2 separate regions of the Homo sapiens genome follow, and region 2 is linked to region 1. A link is a loop called in an ENCODE intact Hi-C map of the cell type or tissue named here. Cell type or tissue: endothelial cell of umbilical vein. All regions are shown on one strand.

The links. A loop is a pair of places that touch in the nucleus more often than their neighbours do. Peaks named below come from ENCODE experiments on the same cell type or tissue, not always from the same donor. Only the 100,000 strongest peaks of a DNase experiment are listed, where the experiment ranks them.
Region 2: a loop joins it to region 1, with 13 times the contacts of the local background. A loop is called at or near these places in 6 of 110 quality-filtered maps.

Annotation. Positions count from the first base shown.
Region 1 is chr5:39,148,094-39,150,593 of GRCh38, reverse strand. The region is part of intron 3 of FYB1 (FYN binding protein 1); the gene reads left to right. Among named protein-coding and RNA genes, the nearest start is that of FYB1, 70 kb to the left of the region's middle. In endothelial cell of umbilical vein, a CTCF peak has its summit at 1,486 (motif pointing left); DNase peaks (open chromatin) are centred at 1,523 and 1,863; H3K27ac peaks cover 1,242 bases.
Region 2 is chr5:38,992,954-38,995,453 of GRCh38, reverse strand. All of the region lies in intron 6 of RICTOR (RPTOR independent companion of MTOR complex 2), which reads left to right. Among named protein-coding and RNA genes, the nearest start is that of RICTOR, 80 kb to the left of the region's middle. In endothelial cell of umbilical vein, a CTCF peak has its summit at 961; a DNase peak (open chromatin) is centred at 933.

The DNA.
Region 1 (2,500 bases):
GCTGAAGATGTCAAAGGATGAAGATGTTAAAATCACAACAGATCTAAAGATCTCAAGAGTTTCTATTTGCACGTCTAAAATTGGGCAACACTTTGTTCCATAAAGTAAAGTAAGTGTTCCAAAGATTGAAGCAGAGGAGGTTGGCTTTATAAACAAAAAGAACTAAAGAAAGCAGAAACAAAAACCAAAAAGTGGATTGGTCATTTCAAAGTTACTTTCCTTGTAAGGCAGGTACAGGGAGATAGAACAATAGAAAGATAATGGGTTGGTTAACATCAGGTACTTCAGGTCAGTCTTTCCTGTAAAGATTAAAACAGAGCTTCATTATTATGACAGAAAGCGAAAACTGGCCTCTTCAGGCAGCTAGGCCATTCTCTCTCTCTCCTGATTTCCCAAAAGGCCAGATAACAACTCAGTTTCAGTTTGGTGAGCGTGGGTGACTCCATTTTGATTTTTAATCTGGTCTTCTGGGGCCCAGTGCGGGAATTTAGTCGAAAAAAAATGGCCTCCTAGATTTTGTTTAACAAAGGTGAACAAGTTTTGTTTAACAAAGGTGAGGAAGATCTGGAGGTCATGGCTATGTTAAGTTTGAGGTACCTTTTAAGCATCCAATTGGGTAAGAAGTTCTGGGTTTAAAATAGGAGAGAAATAGGAACACATTTCACACTGAAAGTCATAAGGCTGGTTAAGATGACCAAGGAAGGGAGTGTAAACAGAGAAGAAAGGAACTGAGCTCTGGGGCACTGTAACTCTCTGAGGCCTGGGAGGAGGAGAAGGGGCAAAGGAGAATAACAGGAACAATCAATAACGCCGGGGTCTTGGAAGCCCAGGAAAGGAAGCATCCAAGGAGGAGTCAGTGAGAAACTGTGTCAGGTGCTGGTGGAGGCCAAAAAGTGAGGACTGTGGAGGTCAGTGCAGGGGAAGTTGTCAGGAGTGGTGGCGATACAAGGCTGATTGAAATGGCTTTAAAAGAGTATGAAAGGAGAGGAATTGGACAGAGCAAATATAAACAACTCCTTTACAAAGAAAGGGCAACCAAAGAAATGGGACAGTAACTGATGGGAGAAATGAGATCAAGAGCCTTTTTAAAGATGGAAATAACAGCACTTTTGTAGGCTGATGGAAAGATCCAGTCAAGAGGGAAAAATGGTAAGGGTGGAGAGAGGGGAGAATTGCAGGAGCCAAGCATTAGAGCAGCAGGGAGCAATGGCTTCCCTAAGGTTTACAGTTCTCCCTAGCATGTGGAGTGGAATCTCTAATTGGGATCAAGGAAGGAATTTTAGAAGACAGGGTGGACTTTATCATCTGCAGCCTGTTCTGCCTACTCCTAAAGCTGTTCCCAGAAGTAACTTGCAATCATATCATTCAGGTCAGGATGTTTTAAGAGTGTAAAAGATTCCAGACAGGTGAGAATCAGAAATCCTAAATAACTGAAAATAAAGTAGTTGAGGCCAAAGTTATATTGTATTTTAAATTGTATTGTTTCCCCACCTAGTGGTCAGAAATCAGTTTGTTACATTTTCTGCTATTTTTACTCAGGCATTTGAAGAGAAAATGAAATGGGTCAAAAGAGCATGTTTATCATTTTTAATGTTCAAATCAACACCTTTTAGTGTAATACATTTCTTGGTACCTTTTTAAATTATAATTTTAACATCATAATTTTTCATATTGAAACAGAATCAATGGTTGTGTTTTGGCATATCAAACAAATTACATGGTTATTAATAGTAATGAGACAGGAAAAGTGATGTAATAAAAAATAGTAAATAATGGGAAGTGACTAAGGTTAGAAAAGGGAAGGTTCAACAGTTCTTACCCTGAAGTCATTCATAGTTAGTTTAAAGGGTTTTTTGGTTTCTGTTTATGTGTGTGTTTTATTTTTTGTCTGTAAAATTGGAGGAAAAGTAAGAATTTACCATTATAACCTTTTCATTAATTAGAGATGCTTAAAATGTTCTGAAACTTGAGACTTGCCGTATCAGTAGCCAGCTGCCAGATAGTCTTCTCTCACACTAGTTGGAAAGTGTTGGCTTAAACAAGTCAGTTTTCAAATTCCTCGTGGGTTAAATATAGGAAGACATGTTCCAGAGAAAAGGCCGCAAGATTTTACTCCCAGTAAGGCAGGTATAGAACAAAGTTTAATGTGTCATGTAGATTTCTTCCTCCTTCTTTAAAAAAAAAAAAAAAAAAAAAAAAAAAAAAAAAAAAACCTGCTGATAATTAAAAGCTAAATGCATGAATAGCCAATAAAGTAAAAGGCCAGCTGGGCATGGTGGCTCATGCCTATAATCCCAGCACTTTGGGAGGCCGAGGTGAGCCAATCACATGAATCCAGGAATTCAAGACCAGCTTGAGCAATATGATGAAACCCTGCGTCTACAAATATATATATATATATATATATATATATATATATATATATATATATATATATAAAAAATACATATAATATACATATAATGATAAGGGTGGAGAAAGGGAAGAATTGCAGGAGCCG
Region 2 (2,500 bases), 160 kb after region 1:
ATGTAATCTTTTTATCCCTCACCTCCTCCCAAACTCCCCCCACCTCTGGTCCCCAAGTTAATTATATCATTCATATGCCTTTGTGTCCTCATAGTTTAGCTCTGCTTATAAGCAGGGAACATACAATATTTGGTTTTCCATTTCTGAGTTAATTTGACTTAGAATAATGGCCTCCGGCTCCATCCAAGTTGCTTCAAAAGACATTATTTCAATTGCTTTTATGGCTGAGTAATATTCCATAGTGTATAATACCACATTTTCTTTATCCACTCATTGGTTGATGGGCACTTAGGAATGACTATATTTTCCAAAAAATAAAATTAATGAGAAGAGGGCTATTGTTTTAGAGTTTTGCAACTCTCTTTAATTTTGTCTTGATAAACGAGTCAATTGGATTATCATATTTGCTTCTGCATTCAGTCTGTTTTGATAACACATGCGGTGGAGCCCCCGGAAAACTTTAGTACACACTTGTGAGAAAATAAGAGTAAAAAGGACAAATAATGTCTTTGTATTGCTATGCAGAATCTCTGAAAATATCTTAAGGACCCTCAGAATTTCCTGGTCTACACTTTGAGCATAACCGCTTTAGAGACTGCTGTCAGAAGAAAAGACAATTTCAAATGGATTCAGACAATTAAATTCAATTTTGGATATTTTAGTAAATGTTTTACTTCAATTTTGTATTTTTGCATAAGTTAAAATTTAATTTAAAGTAGTTTTTAATTGCTCAAAAATAATAGCATAACAAAAATATCATTTCATTTGATTGTCTTCTGAGATGCAGAGTAGTTGACTCACATACCATTTGTGAATCCTAGAACAGGAAAATTGCTGATATTTGGTGGTGGGATATAGAATCAGCGGTAGAATTGTGGCACAGGGCTTTTCCTTGGTTTATGCTAAAAGGGTTAGAGTGAGAGCACATTTGCTGAACGAACAGTGGCCTCTATCGGCCAGAGAAACTATAATTTCATTAGTGCTTTTGGCATCTGAAGCACTTTTTTTTTTTTTTTTTTTTTTTTTTTTTTTTTAGTAAAACCTTGGCAGCTGTACTACAGGTTGAGTATTCCTTATCCAAAACGCTTGGGACCTGAAGTTATTTCCCATTTTGTATTTTTTTGGGTTTTGGAATATTTGTGTATACACAGTAAGTTATCTTGTGAATGAAACCTAAATCTAAATACAGAATTTATTTACATTTCATATACACCTTGTACACATATCCTGAAGTTAATTTTGTATAATATATATATATTTTTTTGAGATGGAGTCTCGCTCTGTCACCCAGGCTGGAGTGCAGTGGTGCAATCTCGGCTCACTGCAAGCTCCACCTCCCGGGTTCAAGCCATTCTCCTGCCTCAGCCTCCCCAGTAGCTGGGACTACAGGCACCCGCCACCACGCCCTGCTAATTTTTTATTTTATTTTATTTTTAGTAGAGACGCGGTTTCACCGTGTTAACCAGGATGGTCTTGATCTCCTGAGTTCGTGATCTGCCCGCCTTGGCCTCCCAGAGTGCTGGGATTACAGGCGTGAGCCACCGCGCCTGGCCAATTTTGTATAATATTTTTAAGAATTTTGTGCATGAAACAAAGTTTATGTATATTGAACCATCAGAAAGCAAAGTTGTCAGATGCTGAATTTTCTACTTCTGGCTCATGTCAGTCTCAGAAAGTTTTTGATTTTGGAGCATTTTGGATTTTTGGATTAGGGATGCTCAACCTGCAGTATAAATTAATATTTAATATTATAATTACTATATCACTGAGTTTTTTTGTATGAATTCCCAAGAGTCTTAAAATTTCTAATAAAAGTATGTCTATTATATTTTAAAGGATAAGGAAAAACATTTTTTGCTTTAGGATAACTTACACTATGAATAATTAAGGAATTCTTATGTTACTTTTTCTCTTATTTTACCCATCTCATTCATTTGGAAATGTTCTGTCTGCTTTTTTCTTTTCCATGTCTCTGATTTCCCCCTTCTCTCTCCCCCTTCCAATGCAGGCAGCTCTTTTCTGGCTTTATCTCCCTCATTTTTAATGTAATTTTTCCACTAGTCAGTTACTACTATTCTTTTCTTAATCTTATTTAAATTCTACTCGCTGCCCACCTAATTTGAGCTGTCATTTTTTTCATATATAGTTTCTTTATTCATGTAATAAGGAATTCCACAAACTTTTTACATTTGAAAGAGATTCATTGGCTGGTATCTCATGCCCTTGATACATAGCAAGATAGTGGCAAAGCCAGAGCAAGAACCCTCTTCTGCAAAATTTCCAAACCTACATTGGCCCATGAGTTTGAAGTTCAACCTGCCAACTTTGGCCTTCAGAGCCCAGTTTTGGTCCAGCCAACTATTTTTATCTGACATGTCTTTTGCCACCATGTGTAGGCAAACTACCCACCACTACTACCACAATTGTTACTTCCTTCCTACTCTTCATTTTCAGCCCTTCTCACCTTACATCGATCTTCTAGTCTGAGCTCAAATATTAG